2 separate regions of the Homo sapiens genome follow, and region 1 is linked to region 2. Evidence: read pairs that join two places in POLR2A ChIA-PET (ENCODE). Cell type or tissue: MCF 10A. All regions are shown on one strand. Links, peaks and the distances in the headings refer to the core of each region. The heading gives the core; the rest is flanking DNA. Region 1 overlaps ANAPC16 (anaphase promoting complex subunit 16). Region 2 has its middle 34 kb from the start of DNAJB12.

Evidence for each region. Peaks named below come from ENCODE experiments on the same cell type or tissue, not always from the same donor. Only the 100,000 strongest peaks of a DNase experiment are listed, where the experiment ranks them.
Region 1: POLR2A ChIA-PET joins it to region 2 with 25 read pairs; 24 of 35 experiments call an interaction of 5 or more read pairs at or near these places.

Annotation. Positions count from the first base shown.
Region 1 is chr10:72,224,945-72,235,917 of GRCh38, forward strand. It overlaps ANAPC16 (anaphase promoting complex subunit 16), which reads left to right. Exons shown (of 4, transcript NM_173473.4): 3 at 5,422-5,496; 4 at 8,057-10,916. The coding sequence ends at 8,172. Among named protein-coding and RNA genes, the nearest start is that of ASCC1, 14 kb to the left of the region's middle. In MCF 10A, for the core only: no CTCF peak of the experiment used is centred there; DNase peaks (open chromatin) are centred at 4,817 and 8,017.
Region 2 is chr10:72,315,044-72,326,016 of GRCh38, forward strand. No RefSeq gene overlaps it. Among named protein-coding and RNA genes, the nearest start is that of DNAJB12, 34 kb to the right of the region's middle. RefSeq lists enhancers at 4,042-4,091, 5,728-6,022, 5,772-6,191, 6,625-7,824, 7,787-7,836 and 1 more and silencers at 4,442-5,001, 7,488-7,782. In MCF 10A, for the core only: no CTCF peak of the experiment used is centred there; DNase peaks (open chromatin) are centred at 4,738, 5,048, 5,878, 7,238 and 1 weaker place.

The sequences.
Region 1 (10,973 bases), core at 1,303-9,302, 90 kb before region 2:
ACAGGCTGTAAGCATGTCATTTGAAGAGCAAAGAGGTTACTTAAAATGCACATTTCTGGCCAGGCACTGTAGCTCATGCCTGTAATTCTAGCACTTTGGGAGGCCAAGGCGGGTGGATCACCTGAGGTCAGGAGTTCGAGACCAGCCTGCCCAACATGGTGAAACCCCATCTCTACTAAAAATACAAAAACTAGCTGGGCATGGTGGCGATGTCTGTAATCCCAGCTAATCGGGAGGCTGAGGCAGGAGAATCACTTGAACCCAGAAGGCAGAGGTTTTAGTGAGCCAATATTGTGCCACTGCACTCCAGCCTGGGTGACAGAGCAAGACTCTGTCTCAAAAATATATATAAATAAATAAATAAAATGCATATTTCTGGGCCCACCTTAGAGTTTCTGAATTAGTCTAGGGTGTAGCTCAGGAGTCCATTTTTTACCAGCATCCAGGCCCTTCTCATGAAGGCAGTCTTCCATATTTTGAAAAACATTGGGACCAGGAGTGGTGGCTCAAACCTAAAATTTCAGCATTTTGGGAAGCCAAGGCATGAGGATTGTTTGAGCCCAGGAGTTCAAGGTTGCATTGAGCCATGATCATGCCATGGCACTCCAGCCTGGGTGACAGAATGAGACTCTGTCTCAAAAAATAGTAATAATAAATTTTTAAAAAGCACTGGGAGGCCAGGCGCAGTAACTCACGCCTGTAATCCCAGCACTTCTGGAGGCCAAGGCAGGCAGATCACAAGGTCAGGAGATTGAGACCATCTTGGCTAACATGGTGAAACCCCGTCTCTACTAAAAATACAAAAAAATTAGCTGGATGTGGTGGCGCATGCCTGTAGTCCAGCTACTCAGGAGGCTGAGGCAGGAGAATCACTTGAATCTGGGAGGCAGAGGTTGCGGTGAGCAGATATCATGCCACTGTACTCCAGGCTGGTGACAGAGCAAGACTCTGTCTCAAAAAAAAAAAGCAAAAAAAAAGCTTTGGGGAATAACCTATTAAGGATTCAAAATTTACTTGATTCTAGTATTTTAGTGCTTAATTATATATTGATCTTTTTTCCTTTAAGTGTTGCAATTTTTTTTTTTTTTTGAGACAGAGTCTCGCTCTGTTGCCCAGGCTGTAGTGCAGTGGCTCGATCTTGGCTCACTACAACCTCTGCCTCCCGGGTTCAAGTGATTCTCCTGCCCCAGCCTCCCAAGCAGCTGGGATTACAGGTGCCCACCACCACACCTGGCTAATTTTTTTAATATTTTTAATAGAGGCAGGGTTTCGCCATGTTGCCCAGGCTGAGCTTGAACTCCTGACCTCAAATGATCTGCCCACCTCAGCCTCCCAAAGTGCTATGATTACAGGCATGAACCACCGCACCTGGCCTTAATATTTCAAATTTACACAACTATATTTTAAAACTAATCTAGGAATATCTGTGAGAAAGATACAAACTATAGGCCAGGCATAGTGACTCACACCTGTAATCCCAGCACTTTGGGAGGCTGAGGCAGGCAGATTGCTTGAACCCAGGAGTTTGAGACCAGCCTGGGCAACATGACGAAATCCTGTCTCTAGAAAAAATAGAAAATTAGCTGGGTGTGGTGGCACGTGGCTGTAGTCCCAGCTACTTAGGAAGGTGAGGTGGGAGGTTCACCTGAGCCTGGGAGGTGGAGGCTGCAGTGAGCTGTGATCGCATCACTGCATTCGAGCCTGGGTGATGGAGACCTTGTCTCAAAAAAAAAAAAAGAAAAGAAAAGATACAAACTATAGTTGGCCTTGGGGGTGATGAATAATCAGAAATAATAAAAAGAGTTACGGGTTAAGCCCAAAATCATTTGTGACAGGAAACCACGGGGGGACTCTGGGACCATAGAGCTCCCTAGGATTGGTTTGGGTTATGACTAGTGGTGAGGTAGATGACCAGGTAGCATATGTAATTAGTGATACATGTACTTCTCTCTTTGCCTTTTTATTTTCTTTAATTGTGTTAACTAAATACTCAAGTTAGTATCACTGAGTCTGGTTAGAAGTAGTGAACAATTGGGGCCCTGTTACCATATTTGGTGCTAAAACTATATTATGACTTCATTTATATGCAGCAAAGACCTAGTATTAAGGAAGTTTCCCACAAAACAAATCAAAAATGGGAGACACTTAAATTGCTTAATGAGTTTTATAGCAGCAGAAGAATCCATATTCAACAATGGAGCTCTAAGATTAAAGTCATTTAAATTCTAGCTATAAGAGGAATTTAATACAGGAGGTACCTCCACAGTCTCAAAGCTATCAGCATTCTTTGTCAGTATACATCAAATTATGTGGAGATATTGAAGAAGAAAGGCTTCTGAGATTAGTCTGAATGTTGATGTTCTAACGAGTTATAGATCTATCCATTTTTATTCCATCTCAATATGCTTCATGGAGAAATGTGTTGTGTTTCTGTTGTAGGATACATTTATATTAAGTATAAATACACAGTGCACAGTTTTGATTGTGTTTCTTACATTTCAAGTTTTACCAATAATCTTAAATCTTAAAAAGATTAAGATAATCTTTAAAAATCTAAAATCTTAAGAATATAAAGAGTATTACACTTAAAGACTGAAAAATAATGTAGAGATGGCAACCCCTAAACCCATTTAATATTCTTGGTCAAATCAAGAATATTAAATTGAGAAGAGTACTCTGAAATGTAAGGATGTTGGATTTGGAAGCATTTTCTACCATGTTTATAGGTGATACTATTCTATTATACAATAAATCTAACACACATGTACCTGACCAATAATAGTTTAATAGAATATGAAAATAGAGGCCGGGCACGGTGCCTCACGCCTGTAATCCCAGCACTTTGGGAGGCCGAGGTGGGCGGATCACCTGAGGTCAGGAGTTCGAGACCAGCCTGACCAATATGGTGAAACCCCACCTCTACTAAAAATACAAAAAAAAAAAAAAAAAGGCATCGTGGTGTGTGCCTATAGTCCCAGCTACTCAGGAGGCTGAGAGAATTGCTTGAACCCAGGAGGCGGAGGTTGCAGTGAGCCGAGATCATGCCACTGCCCCCCAGCCTGGGCGACAGAGCGAGACTTGGTTTAAAAAAAAAAAAAAAGGATATGAAAATAGAGCAGGAAGGGTTGCCTGTCAAGAGTAAGGAACAAAAGCAGTTAGGAATCAAGGATGGATGCTGTTTTTAATCTCAAAAGGTTCAACTTGATGTTACATCCTTGTGAGTCTAGGATAGTAAACCCAAATCACCTGTAGTTAACCTTGTGAATTAACTTTTTTGTGCCTCTGCTCTCTGATAACAGACACCTCACATAAGCAGCATACAGCAGTTTGCAGCATTCTCCTGCCCTTGGCCAAAATTGTCCTCACCCAGTTATTACTGAGCACATTAGAAACTGCCTTCCAGCCCATCAGTGGCTGTATTTTAGAGACATTGTAGCCACTGAAGTATAAATTATCTGGCATTGTCTAATTGCCTACTGTGAGGTAATATTCTTTTTAATGTATTTGTTACCATCCTTATTTATTGGAGTTGGCTATGGTGTTAGATTTGGGTAATTTACTAAACTTTTCCCTGTTTATGACCTGTGCTTGTCCCTGACAAGGAAAGCTGATGTATTGCTACCTGCTGTGTTACAAAGGGTTTGATTACAGTTTCTAAATGGAAGAGATTGCCCCCAGCTGACTCCGTTCTGGAGCAATTCCAGGCTTTAGACTGGTACTGATACCACATCTAATAGGATGTGGCTAAGAAGCAATTGGACTTGGACGTTAATAGGGAGCTGCAAATCAGCAAAAGTGTGTTCCACAGGCATATAGTGTGGTGGAGTGAAATGCAGAGGTTCCTTTTTGAAAGTTTAGCTTATATCCTTTTGCTTTGAAGTTCATTACCAAGGAAAATATGCAAATATCACAACTTAACTATTTTATCCTAATGGTGCCTGTGATTAAATGCAAGTGAGAGGTGGCACTTTCAGGAGCTTCCATATACATCTTGGCCTGATCCTTATAGCCTATAATTCCCACTGCCTTGTGTGTAATCCTAAAGTTCAGGATCAAACCATCTGGGAGGTAAACTCTAATTGTCTATGCTTTCCTCTTTCTAAAATAAAATATGAGTTATAATTGGACTTTTTAAGCAAGAATATGAATAGGATAATGACTGCTGACATTCAAACCCCTTTTTTTTTTGAGACTGAGTTTGAATTTACAGAATGTAACACTGTCTCTGAAGAATACAAAAAGTATACATCCCAATAATTATACTTTCATTTTTTTCTTTTTCTCTTTTTTTTTTTTTTTTGATCACTTTGAAGATGATATTGGAAGGATGCCCTCTTGGTTATATATTCAAGCTCTTTGGATACAGTATCTATAGTTGTTTTTTTTTTTAATTGGTTATTGTGACTTCTGAAATAAGGTTTCCTTTGTGTGAAACTCAGCATGAGGCCAGAATGTGTTAGTCCTGTCTGCTTGCCATGTAATACCTGGCCAACACAACAACCCATGATTGATGGGTGAATGCTTGAGGCCTAGTAGTGCTAACGTGAAGTACTGCCTGAAAAAGGACAGCTGTGTCCTCTCTCCCCGTTTGTTTTAGGATTTTCGCAATAAGGTACATCCCCCAAATGGTTTCTGCTACCTTTTTAAAAATCAAATGTTTCTACGTGAGCTGTAAATTTTTGAGAATATGTTTTGCTGTATCAGCCCTTGCCTGACAAGGAATAACATGAACTAGCTTATGTTTCATGATCATCTTCCAAGTGCTGTGGCAACTGAGTTGGCCACTTCTTGTTGGCAGTTCTTGGCACCAGTACAATTCTAGGTTCTGAACTTGCACCATACTCTTATCGTCATCCAAATTGCAGTGTTTTGGTTCAGTTGGAAAATCAAGGTTACAGTTTGCGTTCACAGAATGAAATTTCCCAGCAGTGTTCTGTGATTGTCAGAGTGATGTAATTTGATATATTAAAAATCAACAATTTTTTCCTCAGCTTTGTTTTTTAGACTGAAAATGATTTGGAGTTTTGGTGAACCTTTATATTTTGACACTACAGGAGCCAGCCACAAGGCCAAATGTGTCAGCTGCCAGTGTTTGCTTGACATACAGGAGAACATTAAGGAACTCTCAGGTTGGGAGGAGGGAAGTGTTGACCAGGACATCAGACGGAGGTTTCTTGTTTTTGTTTTTTTAAACACTATTTTTAAACTCTTAAGTAGAGGGACTATTTTAATATTCTAGGTATAGAATAAATAGCTTTTATAACAGTCTTAGTTCTAAATGAAGCAGAACCCGTCTTTGTAAACACTGAGAACTAGACCCTGAATGTACAAGCAGGGAAAAGAATAGACAAGTTTACTTGGTTTATCAGAAGCCATAAAACCTTTAGAGCAGATTAAAACCTTTTCTCCTTTTGTTTGTAGATGGCTCTGAGAGATTCCTCTGCGAATCTGTTTTTAGCTATCAAGTGGCATCCACGCTTAAACAGGTGAAACATGGTAAGCACATGAGTGTTGCGTACTTGACTGTGAGAATAAATTTGCTAGGGGGTGGATGAGGCTGTGACAAAAATCCCCAAACTCAGCAAGGCTATTTTAGTGGACTTCCTAAATTAAAGAACATTCTAGGTCTTAATCTAGTCATAATGTCCACATTGAGGCTTAAGGTTGGGGCCGAGTGCAGTGGCTCACGTTTGTAATCCCAGCACTTTGGGAGGCTGAGGCGGGTGGATCACTTGAGGTCAGGAGTTTGAGACCAGCCTGGCCAACATGGTGAAACTGCATCTCTACAAAGAAAAAATTAGTCAGGCATGGTGGCGCATACCTGTAGTCCCAGCTACTTGGGAGGCTGAGGTGGGAAGATCACTTGAGCCCGGGAGGTTGAGGCTGCAATGAGCCGGAATCACAGCACTGCACTCTAGCCTGTGCAACAGAGACCCTGTCTGAAAAACAAAAAAAGTTGGTCCTCCAGGGAGTCAGTGCTTCCTGCTCCTCTTGTGTTACTTTTTCCTCTCCTGTCTGAAACCTCCTTTTACTGTTGTCCTCCACTGGTTACCATCATCATCTTCAAGTATTTGTACGATACCTCCTGGTCTGTCTATACTCTAACATCCTGATAACACTTTTTCTGTTACATTAGGCCTCACCAGGCCTTCATTTCTGCATCAACAAACTGTGTTCCCCCTCCAGACCATTTCTCCATTGAAACTTTATGTAGGGGGAAAAGCTGTAATTGCCTCTAACCCTAGGATTTTAGTCCACAAATCACTATGGCATAGAGGATGAGTACTTTTTTTAGGAACAGAGCACATCCAGGCCGGGTGCAGTAGCTCATGCCTCTAATCCCAGCACGTTGGGAGGCTGAAGCAGGAAGACTGCTTGAGCCCAGGAGTTCAAGACTGACCTGGGCAACATGGTGAAACCCCATATCTAAAAAAAGAAAATACAAAAATTAGTGGAGAATGGTGGTGCATGCCTGTGGTCCCAGCTACGTGGGAGGCTGAGTTGGGACGATCGCTTCAGCCCAGGAGGCATACTCCAGCCTTGGTGACAGAGTGAGACCCTGTCTCTGGAAAAAAATAGGGCACATCCTGAAAATGTGATCATTTTATTTTAAAATGACTTTTATTTTTTGAGACGGAGTCTCTCACTGTCACCCGGGCTGGAGTGCAATGGCATGATCGCGGCTCACTGCAACCTTTGCCTCCTGGGTTCAAGTGATTCTCCTTCCTCAGCCTCACAAATAGCTGGGACTACAGGTGCACGCCACCACGCCCAGCTAATTTTTGTATTTTTAGTAGAGATGGGGTTTCACCATGTTGGCCAGGATGGTCTTGATCTCTTGACCTTGTGATCCGCCTGCCTTGGCATCCCAAAGTGCTTGGATTACAGGCATGAGCCACTGCGCCCAGCCTTTCTTCTTTTAACATTAGAAGAAACTTCCAACTTAAAAAAAAAAAAATAGGCCGGGCACGGTGGCTCATGCCTATAATCCCAACAATTTGGGAGGCTGACACGGGCGGATCACCTGAGGTCGGGAGTTCGAGACTGGCCTGACCAACATGGAGAAACCCCATCTCTACTAAAAATACAAAATTAGCCAGGCATGGTGGCATATGCCTGTAATTCCAGCTACTCGGGAGGCTGAGGCAGCAGAATCGCTTGGACCCAGGAGACAGAGGTTGCAGTGAGCTGAGATCACACCATTGCACTCCAGCCTGGGCAATAAGGGTGAAACTCTGTCTCAAAAAAAAAAAAAAAAAAAAAAAAAAATTAAGCTTCTGACCAGCATAGAATAAGACCCCATTATGAGAATTTTGAGGGTCGGGCACAGTGGCTCACGTCTGTAATCCCAGCACTTTGGGAGGCTGAGGCAGGCAGATCACCTGAGGTCAGGAGTTCGAGACTAGCCTGGCCAACATGGTGAAACCCCATCTCTACAAAAATAAAAAACTTAGCTGGGCACGATGGCGGGTGCCTGTAGTCCCAGCTACTCAGGAGGCTGAGGCGGGAGAATCACTTGAACCCACGAGGCAGAGGTTTCAGTGAGCCGAGATCGCGCCATTGCACTGCAGCCTGGGCAACAAAGCAAGACTCCATTCCCCACCCCCACCCCACCCCCCAAAAAAAGAGAGAGAATCTTGAGGAGAAAAAAAAATCCATCTAGAAATTTTTTTTTTTTGAGACGGATTCTCACTCTGTCACCAGGCTGGAATGCAGTGGCACGATCTCGGCTCACTGCAACCTCTGCCTCCAGGGTTCAAGCGATTCTCCTGCCTCAGCCTCCCGAGTAGCTGGGACTACAGGCGCATGCCACCACGTCCAGCTAATTTTTTTTGTATTTTTATAGAGATGGGGTTTCACCATATTGGCCAGGATGGTCTCGATCTCTTGACCTCGTGATCCGCCCGCCTCGGCCTCCCAAAGTGCTGGGATTATAGGCGTGATCCACCACACCCGGCCTAGAAATTATTTTTATACCAGTCATCATCTTGGTGGCTGGTGGCAGTCTCTTGGGTAATACGTTGTTGCATAATATTCTTTCCTTGACTCCTTACAGATCAGCAAGTTGCTCGGATGGAAAAACTAGCTGGTTTGGTAGAAGAGCTGGAGGCTGACGAGTGGCGGTTTAAGCCCATCGAGCAGCTGCTGGGATTCACCCCCTCTTCAGGTTGATACTGCCTGGATGGTCACCTCTGGTGCGCAGCAAGTGCAAAGCCAGTGGGGGACTTTCTCACAGCTTACATAGCCATCCAGAGATCCACAGCTACGTCACTGAATTGTTAATGCACATTTGTACTTGGTTTCTCTGTATCTATTCACAGGCAACAAATACTTATATGTGTGATCTTTCAGGGAATGTTTTGTTTATTTGTTTTTAAAAGTATTGGGAATCAGATTAAGACAATCAGTTTCAGAGAACCAGGAGGTTTGGGGTTAAGAGATACTCAAAAATTTTCACAAGCCAAGTAGGGCATATATCAGATTTGGCCAACTGAATGGCGTCTGTCCTGTCATCCATATGGTGCCTGGAAATATTTACCAGTCAAGGTCAAGGTCAGCATCTGTGGTTAAAAATATAGCATTCTGACCTAAAAAAGTTATTTTGCAGATGAATGTGTTTTCAACTCAGGACCTATCCAAATGAGGAATTTTTAAATATTCTTTTTTTTTTCCTATTTTTAGACATCAATTCTATAGATTCTGACTTTTTCTAACCTCTTATAGACATGCCAAATGCTGGCAAAAAGAAGTGCTTTTTGGATATGGCAGCACTTGTAAAAATAAAGCAGTAAGCAAAATCCTTTTAAACACAGAAATCCTGAGTTCTTCTCATTGGTGGACTCAAGCAATTCTGTAGCAAATAAATCCTTTGAAAGAGCTCCAAATTGGTGGCATTATCCTTTCAAAATCTCAGGGATTTGGGATGAAGTGAAGAGGTCAAATTACTTTTTAGAAGAAGGGAATCTAAAAACCATCTCTCCTAAACAAATGGTAGACTGGCTTTACTTAAGGGATATTTGTCTTTATAGGAGTACATAAATTTATCTTAATGATATTTAAGTAGTTTTTTTTTTTTTTTGAGACGAAGTTTTGCTCTTGTTGCCCAGGCTGTATCGCAATGGCGCGATCTCTGCTCACTGCAACATCCACCTCCCAGGTTCAAGCAATTCTCCTGCCTCAGCCTCCCAAGTAGCTGGGATTACAGGCACCCGCCACCACACCCAGCTAATTTTTTGTATATTTAGTAGAGACGGGGTTTCACCATGTTGACCAGGCTAGTCTCGAACTTCTGACCTCAGGTGATCCACCTGCCTCAGCCTCCCAAATTGCTGGGATTACAGGCGTGAGCCACCTTGCCCAGCCAATTTTTTTTTAAAGAGACATGGTCTTGCTATGTTGCCCAGGTTGGTCTTGAACTCCTGGCCTCAAGAGATCCCCCCAACCTTGGCCTCCAAAGTGCTGGGATTACAGGCATGAGCCACCGCGCCTGGCCTCAAGTAAGTTTTTATACCATGATAGGGGAAAACCTGGAAGGCTAAGAGATGTGCTGTTTTCCTTCATGGGACCCCACTTTCCACAGTAAACAACTGGTATAATCATTTATTACGTTGTATGCAAATTTTGCCTTAGACAACATTTGTCTGGTTCCTTATTAATAACTTGCATCTGATCTGCTTAGAGTTGCTTAATTATAAGTAAATATAATCCCAGTAGCATTTAGCCTTAATCTCAAGAGTTCAAAATGTTTAACACATTCTACCTGACGGGAGGTGGTGACCTCATTCAGTCGGTTAAGAGCCTGAGCCCTGTGAAGTTAAACACCTGCTCATGGTCACATAGCCCAGGCAGAAGAAAATCTCGGACTTGGAATAGATCCCAGTTGCCTGATAATTCATCTCATTATTGCCTCTAAAGCAAATTGGAGACTGGGCACAGTGGCTCCCACCTTTAATCCCAGCACCTGGGGAGGCTGAGGTGAGTGGATCACTAGAGGTCAGGAGTTCAAGACCAGTCTGGCCGACATGGTGAAACTCAGTCTCTATTGAAAATACAAAAATTAGCTCAGTGTGGTGGCACACACTTGTAATCCCAGCTACTCAGGAGGCTGAGGCATGAGAATCGCTTAAACCCAGGAGGCGGAGGTTGCAGTGAGCTGAGATCACACCATTGCACTCTAGTCTGGGTGACAGAGCGAGACTCTGTCTCAAAAAAAAAAAAATAAAGCCGGGCGTGGTGGCTCACGCCTGTAATCCCGGCACTTTGGGAGGCTGAGGCAGGCGGATTGCCTGAGATCGGGAGTTCGAGACCAGCCTGGCCAACATGGTGAAACCTTGTCTCTACTAAAACTACAAAAAAAATTAGCCAGGCGTGGTGGCGGGCGCCTGTAATCCCAGCTACTCAGGAGGCTGAGGCAGCAGAATCGTTTGAACCCGGGAGGCGGAGGTTGCAGTGAGTGGAGATCGTGCCTGTGTGCTCCAGCCTGAGCAACAAGAGCGAAACTGTCTCAAAAAAAAGAAGAAAATAAATAAATAAAAATCAGAGCACAAGAAGTACCAGTCCACCAACTCACATTTTCTATATTAATAATTCTTAACTAAAAGAAGTTCCATATTCGACAGCATTTTAGTTTTTTAATAGTACTTATTAGCATCAACCATCTTGATAATCACCAAGGGAAAAATTAAAAATACCTAGACTGCAATAAACCTTTAAATTGGATTTTCAGTGAGAATTTAGAAGCAATCACTACCTTTCTCGTTTCATTTGTGTAACCATGCAGCATAGGCACTGTGTTACATCATCTTTACGCTTTGGTATTTGAACTTATTACAGAATTTTTTCTCTAAATTGGATGTTTCTTTATATGACCTTGGAAACTGAAGTGATCTTAGCATTAAACAAAAATGCTTTTTGAAGCACCTTTCTCATTGATCACTTAGCTGCTATTTTAGTCTTACCAAGAATAAGACTCT
Region 2 (10,973 bases), core at 1,139-9,138:
CTTTTTCCTCATTTCCTTTCACTCACGAGCTCGAGCTCTTTTGAATGCTCAAACGTGTGCTTGTGGTGAGGTGCCCCTGGAATTCCTTTTATTCTAAGACAATGGCCTTCCAGGAGTACCTGCAGGAAGACCTGTTAAGACTGGCCTGGGACCTCCTAGACTTGCCTGGGACCTCCCTGCAGGAGTTGCCAAATGGAACCGGGAGGGAAGAGAGGTTTGCCTTTGCCCTTGGCCTTGGTTTGGGGTGGAGACACCCAGGCTGAGACATTCTCCCCTCCATAGCTGGCCAAGTTCCAATCTGGCATGGCTGTCCCTGCTGCCATTGTCATGGGCTCTTTCGGGGGAGTTCCGGACAGCACCACTGTGCAAAAGATTGTCCTGGCCTCCAGAAAGTCGGCTCCAAATGACACTGAGGGAAGAAAGAGGAAATCTCTGCAGTGTACTTCCCTGAGTTTTTGGGGAATGGTTCTCTTTCCCCTCTTTCCATCCCTTCTCTACAAATCCAGGGCTCACAGTTAAGCCCTAGGTTTGTAACACGGCTTCATAACTAAGAATGGCATTAATTAGCAACACTGTATAAATAAAAAGGGGGGCCAACAAGGATGGAGGGCGTGGGGGGAGTATGTGGTTGGCCATCCCAGGCCACCTTCCTCCTCCAGCTCCCAGGCTTGCTTCAGCTTTGCTGCAAGTTCCTGCCAATATATTTCTGCTTGGGACAGGAGCCAAGGGTCAGATAAAGTTCCAACTGTATTTTGCAGCAGGTCTGACACTTTGCCCAGTGCTCTAGGCCTGTGACAGTGCCAGGATAGTATATTGGGAAAGCCAGTCCAGAAGGAGTTGGTTTAAATGTGTTTGAGGTAGCAGGCAGGTGACTAAGCAGACAGTTCAGCAACACAACACTCAGTAACACCATCAGACCAATGTGGCTCCCAGGGACATGGAAGGCCTGTGTTCCTTTCCCAGGAAGCCCCCAGCAGCTACCGTGCTCATGCCCCAGCATTTCAGGGACCAAGATCTGTAGCCCCATTTTGTGATCTTTAGTAAGACAAGTAAACACTGAACACTAAGTGTGCTTATGCCAACCACTTTACATACATGATCTGATGGAATCCTCAGCACAGCTGATGAGGGAGTTACTGTTATTTTCCTAGCCATACAGTTAGTAGCTGACACTACAGGGAACAGACACACTTACTGTCTATGAGGATCTCTTCTAAACACTTTCCATGCATTAACTAATTTTTTGGGGAAACTGAGGCAGAGCAGGAGCAAAGCCAGTTGTCCAGTGTCACACAACTGGTGGGTGTGGACCTGAAACCACTGGAGGCTGGGTGATTCCAGAATGGAGGGTTCACCCCTGCACTACCCCCTGATTTTCCAAGTGGGGTAACAGGTTCGGAGACAGTCAGGGAAGAGAAACCAGGGTGAGATGGGTTAGTTCAGATGAGGTCAAAGGTTGCACTCTCTTCTGCTTCCTGACAAGCATAATGAGAGGCACCCATGGGAACAGAAGCTCAGACATCTGACCCTGAGCCCTCTGCCACTCTTCCTTCCTCTCCTCTGGCCCAGTTGGTCTGAACCGTGTTGTTCCAGGTCTCACGGGAGCTGCTGTGGGACACAGAATGGGCAAGAGGATTTTTGTTCACACAAGGTTGTTCCTGGAGGACCAGGCGCAGTGGCTCACCCCTATAATCCCAGCACTTTGGGACGCCAAGGCAGGCGGATCACCTGAGGTCAGGAGTTCAAGACCAATCTGGCTAACCTGGTGAAACCCCATCTCTATTAAAAATACAAAAATTAGCTGGGCATGGTGGTGCTTGCCTGTAATCCCAGCTACTTGGGAGGCCGAGGTGGGAGAATCGCTTGAACCTGGAAGGTGGAGGCTGCAGTGAGCCGAGATTGCGCCATGGCACTCTAGCCTGGGTGACAGAATGAGACTCCATCTCAAAAAAAAGAAAAAAAGGTTGCCCCTCACCTAGGCACCCCGAGAGCAGTGAAAAGCTGCCTGTTGTGCCTCCCACAGCCGAGGCTCTGTCTTGAACCTGGAAGTGAGCCAGCTGGGCCCAGCCTTGCAGGAGGCCAGGCTTCCTGTCACATTGAAGCTCTGCTGATAGCCCAAGGCCACGTGCGGCGATGGCACCTGCTGGGTGGGGATGGGTGGCCTGGTGTCAGTCCTGCACTGTCATTGTCCTTACCATCTCTGCTTTCACCTGCACCAGTGGACAAACTCAGGCACACGAGGGGCTGCTGCCATCTGTCCCTCTGCCTGGCCTCAGGCAGGATCATTAGGACTGGATCAGGAGGGAGCATCAGGCCTGGCTTCAGGGTGCCTGGCAGCATGCTCAGATATAGCACAGCACACAGGCAGGACCAGAGACCTACAGAATAGATGACCTTTAAGCAAGACTTGAATATACAATAAACCATCAGAAATCTGCATCTTACTCCTTGCGGGGAATTAGGTTGTTGTATACTGTCTTGACTTTTTCTTATGTTTACAGACATAACTATGTCTTTATTTACATACATGCATGCCCACCCATCTTTTTAGAAAATGTTTTCATGTTTTGCTAATCAATCATTCATTCTTTCCTCCTTTCCATATTTATTTATTTATTTAATTATTATTATTATTATTTTTTGAGATGGAGTCTCACTCTGTTGCCTGGGCTGGAGTGCAATGATGTGATCTCGGCTCACTGCAACCTCCGCCTCCTGAGTTCAAGAGATTCTCCTGCCTCAGCCTCCTGAGTAGCTGGGATTACAGGCATGCGCCACCACACCTGGCTAATTTTTGTATTTTTAGTAGAGACGGGGTTTCATCATGTTGGCCAGAATGCTCTCAATCTCCTGACCTTGTGATCCACCCTCTTTGGCCTCCCAAAGTGCTGGGATTACAGGTGTGAGCCACCGTGCCTGGCCTTTATTATTATTATTTTTTGAGATGGAGTTTTGCTCGTCATCCAGGCTGGAGTGCAATGGCATGATCTCGGCTCACTGCAACCTCCGCCTCCCGGATTCAAGCTATTCTCCTGCCTCAGTCTCCCAAGTAGCTGGGATTACAGGCACGTGTCACCACAACCGGCTAATTTTTGTATTTTTAGTAGAGACAGGGTTTCACCACGTTGGCCAGGCTAGTCTCCAACTCCTGACCTCAGGTGATCTGCCTGCCTCGACCTCCCAAAGTGCTGGGATTACAGGCATAAGCCACTGCGCCCGGCCCCTTTCCATATATATTTATTGATCTCTTAGTGTATGCCAGGCACCTTGGTAAGTGCTGGGTATGTGGAGATGAGGAAAACAGACATGATCTCTCCCTCATCGACCTTTCAGCCCGGTGGAGAAAGCAACTTCGAATTCTGAACTGCAGTAAGAGCTAAAGAGAGAAAACAGGAAGCTCTGAGAGTTAATAACAGGATCTCTACTCAAGTAACATTTATGTGGGGATCAATATGAGAAAGAGCCAATCATTTGAAGAGTGTAGGGAAAAGCATTCCGGGCAGAAGGAACAGCATGAGTGAGGGCACAGAAGTCTGAACATTGTGTGGGGTGTGTGGGGAAGTCTGAGGCTCTTCCTAATTACAGTGTAGGGGTGTAGTTGGGGGTTAAGCCATACAGGCAGGGTAGAATCAACGTGAGAAAACCCCAAATGCCAAGCCAAGAAATTCTGTAAGCAACGGGGGGCTACTCATGTCACTTAGTTTAGTAACAGCGGTTCTAAAGCTCCAGCCTGGAAAAGCCCAGAATATTAATGTTCAAGAGGAAATCTCTGCTTCAAATCAAAGGCTCTTTCTCCTGCTTGCTGGAAATTCAAAGCCTGCCCCGTGCCTCTGAGCCTTAGAGCCAGACAGGTTGCCTTATTACTGATTCCCTACAGAAACGCAGCCCAGAGAGGCCAAGAGATTTGCCCAAGTGAAACAGCAAACCAATGCCAAACGCAGAACCTCAAACCCCAAATGCCAGCCTTCAGCTCCAGCCCTAAACCTGTCCCCTTTCACCTGGAGATTCTTTCTGGCAGGCACTCAAAGCAGGTAGGTGAGAAAATGCCTTTTTTTTTTTTTTTTTTTGAGACCAGTCTAGCTATGTCACCCAGGCTGGAATGCAGTGGCAAGATCGTAGCTCACTGCAGCCTTGACCTCCTGGGCTAAAGGGGTCCTCCCGCCTCAGCCTACGGAGTAGCTGGGACTGAAGACTTGAAAATTAAATAAATTGCATTCTTGAAAATGCATGTTAACACGAATTTGTGGAGCACTTACTTACTAGTGCCAACTACGGTACCTGGCCTGGGAAATAGACCTGCCCCGGGAGGTAGACCTCCCCGAGGGCACTCCCAGTCCTGGAGCCCCCAAACTTCTTGAACTACAGAAATTCCCCTAGGACTCCCCTCCCCTGCCCCCCACTCCCCAAGTTGCTGAAAATCATGAGTAACAAAGCGGCCAGGAGTTTCCTGTCTTGCTGAGCTGGCTTACTCAATTTCCCTCGTTTGTCCGCTCAGACCAGACGGGGCAAAGGGCAGCCATCAAAGGTGTCTGGGACGAGCCCGGCGGGGTAATGGGCCGCTAGGGACTCAGTCTGGCCCGGGTCTCAGCCGGGGCAGAAGGCAGCCGGGCGAGGGCCGCGGGTGGGGGGCAGGGGGCCGGGGACAAGCAGCCCCGCCCAGGCCGGCGCGCTGTGTGCACAACGTGCAGGGCTGCGAAAGCGGATGCGGCCTGATGGGGCAATCGCTGGCAACGCGCCGCGGGTTGTCAGCGGGCGCTGGGGGGTGGGAGCCCGGCGCCGGCGGGCCCTGCCTCCAGCATTGGCCCCGCCCCCAGTTCCGCAGTCGTGGCTGGGTTTCGGGGAGGGCGCCCGGTGCGGGGGGCGCCCAGGGCCTGCGCACACGGGTAGGCCCGCGTGCCCAAGCCCCCTTGCAGCCCAGGCGCCCTGGCTCATTATCCATCCCGGCCACTGGCGTTCGGTTCCGCTCCTGTCGCACCACCCCCTCACTGCTCTGACAGATACCAGGAGCTGGTGCCAACCCGCAGACACACCTGGGCAGCCCCACGTGGGTATCGCACGCGCAGGGGCACATCTGCCCTGCCGGGTTTGGAGAGCAGTTGCAAGTCAGCCCCTGGAATGTGGTCCCGTGCCGGCTGGAGCAAGAACTGTGTAACCTCTCTGAGCCTCAGATAACTCATCTGTTAAATGGGGAGGATGATAGCATCACTGGGTTGTTGTCAGGATGAAATAAGATAGAGGCTATAGGGGCGGGTGTGGTGGCTCACTCCTGTAATACCAGCACTTTGGGAGGCCAAGGTGGGAGGATCCCTTGAGCCCAGGAAGTCAAGGCTGCAGTGAGCCAAGATCACGCCACTGCACTCCAGCCTGTGCGACAGTGTGAGACCTGGTCTCAAAAAAAAAAAAAAAAGGCTACAAAGTGTTATATCAGAGTCACTAGCACTCACCCAGTAAGTGATAGCCATGAAGATTCTTAAAGAGAAGGGAACTGGGAGCTACAAAGCCAGCTGGGCTCACAGGCTGCAACTGGGGCATGTCTGGGTTTCCGGCTTCTTTTTTCCTTCCCTGTATCATATTTATTTTTTCCTCAATATCACCCCTCATCTTTCACCCAGGGCCTGCAATATTCCTTCGTTCATTTGACACACATCGGTTGATATTTGTGCCTGCTGTGAGGCATTAAAAACTGCTTATCTGGCTGTGTGGCACCCGGGAACTTTCCCCAGGCCACACCAGCTACACCTGTGGCCTCCTCAGCCTGGGTTGCTGCCCTGAGTCACTGGAGTAGGTCACTTCCTCTCTCAGTCCCTCCATCTGTGCAATAGGGATAAGAGGCCTGGCTTCTCTCTAGTCTCCTGGGACTGTCAGGGGATGAGTCAGATAACGGTGGGGAAGGCGCAGAGAGGCAGAAAGCAGCTCTTACTAGAGCGGGGCCCATCTGGCTGATGCAAGGCTTGCACTTTGCATGTAACCCCAGCCGGTACAAACAGGGATGGCTCCGGGAAGCGTGAGGAGCAGGGGGAGCAGAGAAGTCCCCAACCCTACCCGACAGCCGGGGTGTGGGATCCAGACTGGCAGCTTAGGAGTCTGAGCAGCTGGGGCTCTGTCCAGGCTCTGCTTCCCCAGCTCTGCGAGCATGACAGCAGGTTCCTGACCCCTCTGATCCGGCTGCCTTTTCTGTCACTCAGGGGTTGCAGTACCTCCCTCACCTAGCTGAAGTTGGAAGTGAAGGTGGTAACTCCCAGAGGGAGTGGAGCCCTTCCGTGTTTCTGGGAGGGGTCTGAGGGCTGGCCGGGGGGGTCCGGGTGGGGGAGGTGGGACCAGACAGGAGGAAGGCAGCCCTGGCCAAAGGCTCAGCATATTCCATAGTCACCTCAGGCAGGGGGTTCTAGGGGCTCCTCCCAAAAGAGTCAGAGACCCCTGCACCCTCAGCCGACCCCAGGCATGACAGACCCCGCCTCATCCCACAGTGCACAAGGAGATCACACTCAGATCTGGGCCCCAGTCTGGCGTCTGCCCCAGGCCAGCTGCATGACCTTGGGCAGGTGATTGAATGTTTTTGGGTCTCCATTTTTCCACTTGTGAAATGGGGATAGCGATGCCTACTTTGTAAAGCTGTTGTGAGGCTGGGGGAAAATGAGAACGATATCAAGTGTTCACAGTAGAGGCCAGCACTGTTGTGAGCGGCAGCTCCTCTCCCTCCCCTCCCCTCCCCCTTTCCCTATCACAGGTGGGGCCAGGTGGAATGTCACAGTAAGTCCTTGGGATAGAAAGGTCTACTGACATATTCAAAGTGCCCCCGCCCCCAAGGTTTCTAGCCTGATACCATAAGCTTTGATGGCAAGAGCTCTGTTTGCTTGGGGACTTTATATGCATGATTGTATTTGACATATGACGAGGGCCATACGTGGCATCCATTATATAGATGGAAGCGGAGGCAGGAGAAGTCAAATAGCTTGTCTGGTCACATGGCTAGAAAGGGTGAGTGCCAGGATTTGAAACCAGGTCTTCCGGACTCCAGCTCATCCACCACACACCCCCTGCCTGCCTCTTGCTTTTGCCCTGGGTGTTCTCCTCTTTCCTGAGTGGCCTCTTATGATGTGGAGTCCCCGAGGCCAGGGACGGTCATGAGCATGGCTTCCTTGTCTTCCAGGGTGTGGCTCAAGCACACAGTGGGTCCTCAGTCCACCCTGCTGACCAGGGAGATGAGTCCTGGCATGAGGGAGATGACTCATGAAGCCGGGCTGGGCGAGGGTACGTGCCTGTGTCTCTGTGTGCGTGCATCTGTGTGCGTGCACAGGGAGGGGAATGAACGAGTACTGTCTGCTGGAGGCCTTCTCTCTCCAAGCTCCTACCCCATCCGGCGCTGCTCCTGAGACTCAGCCTTCAAGGGGGCTCTGAGCCTGAGAAGCAAGGGTGGGGGAGGTCTTGGCCATCTCCCTCCCTGGCCTAACGCAGGGCCTGGTGGGGGCTGTGGCTGATGGCGGTTCCATGGGAAGCCAGGTCCTCCCTGGTCCAAGGGGAAGCTCTTCGGGCATCTTCCACCAGTCTAGGCCCTGCTATTTTTAGATGCTGTCCCCTCCCCAACCCTCCCCTCCCCATCACATACCAGCTGAGGGAGGAAGTGACTCACCTCAAGCCCAGACAGGTAGAGGCAGCCTCAGTGGGCCCCGGGCAGGCCTGGTTCCTACGCTGGGGTTGCCTTCCTGGGATCACCTCAGGCCTGCCCCAACCTGGGGACAACACAGGGCTGGGATGGAGCCCAGGGCCTTTCTTGGGCTCCTCCATTCTCCATCTCACAGGACCTAACAGGCCTGGGTCTCTGATGGACTGTGGAGCCTCTGCTCAACTCAGCAGACCTCATCAGGCCTCGGACTGCACTGTGGGCCTGTGGCCGGCCTCAGCCCAGTCTGAGGGAGCCAGACAGGCGAAGGGGACTGCCTGTGGCCCCACCCTGTCTTTGTGAGTGACCAGTGTTATGGAAAGAAAAAATACCTGGTTCAGTGGGGACAGGAAAGGTGTGATGACCCTTGGGATGTGTGTCCCAGTGGAGTGGCCAGCTGTCCCAGAATGCCCAGATCTGAGGGGTTTCTGGGGACTCGGGACTCTCAGTGCTCACCAGGAGAGTCCTAGGCAAGTCAGGACGGTTGGCCACCCTGGTGCTGCATTGCAAGGTATATCCTAGCGAGAGGGCAGGTGTGGGGAGCTTGTTTTGGTTTCCTGACGGAGTCTCACCTAGTCAGGGCCGCAGGACCCAGCCCCTGGCCAGCTTGCTCTCTCAGGTCAGGGCATCACCTTGTCCATCTCAACTGGAAAGAGGCTGGGCTGGGCTGTGTGAGAACCCAGAGCCCCGGGGCAGGCTGGAAGACCTGTGAGCCACTTTGGCCAGGGAGGATAGGGGCCTGTCAACATGGGGTTGGGTGGACAGGTTAGCAGAGGCTGGGGCTGGGAGAGGAAGGGCACCTACCCACATAGGGCAGGGCAGGGGGAGGCAACCAGGAACAGCAGGAAATAATGACAGGAGCCCAGGATGTGCCTCAGGTAAGCTTGGCCCCAGGTCTGCAGACTGTCGGGTACTTGCAAGGAGGAATGGGAGACAGTGTGGCGATGGCTAACTGGCAGGCTGGCAGGGCTTGTTGGTTACTTGGAGAGGCCTCGCCAGGGTGACAACCTGGAGAACTCTCGGCTGCTCAGAGAAGTGGACAGAGGACTCCGCTGCCCTCCTAGATCAGGGTCTGGGGCTGCCTTCAGGGACAACCCAGCTCCTGGCCCTGAGGCCTGCCCTAGGGGGTTAGGTCAGGGGAGCCGTGGCTGAGGCCCAGACCTTGCTGGGGACAGCCTGCACCCCCGGCCCACCTTTGTCCTCCTCATCCACGGTCCACAGCCCAGGGTTGGGGCGGGGGGATGGTCTGTGTCCCAGGCAGCAGCTCCGACACCGCTGAGCTGGGCGACCTTGGCAAGTCACTTCTCTTTTCTGGGGCTCGATTTCCTCAGTGGTGAGATCGTGGGGGTAGATTAGGGGTCTGTTTTTTAAATATTTATTTTGGCCATGGAACCCCTTCTTCAGTCACAATTCCACCTGCACTAAACAAGAGATAACAGCGGGTGACTGAGACGGGTGGGCTGGAGCCCCGGGGGCCCTCCCACTCTTACCCCACACCCCTGGGGGCCCAGGGCTCTGGGGACACAGTTTGAGAACCCGTCTTCACAGCCTGCCGCCTCTAACACTCTGTGATTTATGCCTTCAGGACAAGGATGTTGTCCTTGTTGCCTTCTCCAGGCAGCCCAGTAATTAGACCCCAAGCCCAGCATGTTCTGGTACTATCCATTCCGTGCTGAAATCTTCAAATTCTTTCTCTCTTTCTTTCCTTCCTTCCTTATTATTTTTTGAGACAGAGTCTTGCTCTGTCGCCCAGGCTGGAGTGCAGTGGCACAATCTTGGCTCACTGCAACCTCTGCCTCCTGGGTTCAAGCAATTCTCCTGCCTCAGCCTCCCAAGTAGCTGAGATTACAGGCGCCCACCACCACGCCTGGCTAATTTTTTTTTTTTTTTTTTTTTTTTTTGTATTTTTAGTAGAGATGGGGTTTCGCCATGTTGGCCAGGCTGGTCTTGAACTCCTGACCTCAGGCGATCCACCCGCCTCGGCCTGCCAAAGTGCTGGGATTACAGGCGTGAGTCACCGAGCCCGGCCAAAATCTTCAAATTCTTAATCGCTGGTTTCTGCTGACAGTGAGGTCTGTTATGCAGAGTTCAGTAGGGCCACAGGTCCCTTGTCCCTTCTCAGGGAAGGGACCGGGCCAAAACTTTCTATGCAATGGCCAACCCTGTGGGGCACTTCCAGGTGTGTGTAGGATGTTCAGTCCCCAACAGCATGCAGGAAGGTGTGACTCCCACTGGCAGACAAGGGAGGGGCTCAGGGGTCTTAGGAGGCTGGTTACTGATACCCCTGTGGATGCAGGGCTGGGTGCCTGGACAGGAGCCCAGGTCCTTTCCTGGAGCCACAGTCTGGGGCCCTGGCCCAGGCCCAGGTTTTCCCTGGCTTACTCCGGGGGTGCTGGCACCTGCAGACACCAGCAACAGAAAGAGGCAGGAGTCGATGAGGGAGGCGGAGAGGAGGGGGACTTTCCTTCTTCTGCTGGGGGTCTGGGGCGTCCTTTTCCAGGCTGAGGAGTAGGGCTACCCATTTCCCCATCACCTTCCGGCCAGGGGCAGTGGGTAGAGGAGGAGGCCGAGATTGCACAAACAGGTATGGGAGGAGGCCAGCAGCCAGGCAGCTGGCTGGGGTCGCCCAAGGGCCGTGAGAGAGTCCCCAGTGCCCGTACTGACATCAATGGCGCCCGGAGGGACTCAGTCGGTCATCTAGCAGTCTTCTCTAGCTCTCACAACAGGCACTGGGGGTTGGGAGGAGCCAGAGGTCCCTGCTCCCCACTCCACGCGTCCCTCCCAGCTGCTGAGCTGGAAACTCGAGCCAAGTCAACAGTTCCTTGAATTGTGTTACAGCCCCGGCTGCCCCTCCAGAGCTAATAATATGGGCAGCTGCAGGACATGAAACTCGATCCTCCAGGCTCCAATACCACCCCACCGCAGCCAGGCTGGCAGGGAGTGGGCGGATGTTGGGCCCAGGGTCCTGAAAGCAGAGGCCTGGGCTTGGGATCCTGGGGTGAGGCCGGGTCCGGGAGGGGCCCCGGCCCCCCCAGTGGGGTGTTTATACAAAGTTGACATGGGTCAAGCTGAGAGGTGACAGCGTGCTGGCAGTCCTCACAGCCCTCGCTCGCTCTCGGCGCCTCCTCTGCCTGGGCTCCCACTTTGGTGGCACTTGAGGAGCCCTGCAGCCCACCGCTGCACTGTGGGAGCCCCTTTCTGGGCTAGCCAAGGTCAGAGCCGGCTCCCTCAGCTTGCAGGGAGGTGTGGAGGGAGAGGCGCGAGCGGGAACCCGGGCTGCGCGCGGCGCTTGCGGGCCAGCTAGAGTTCCGGG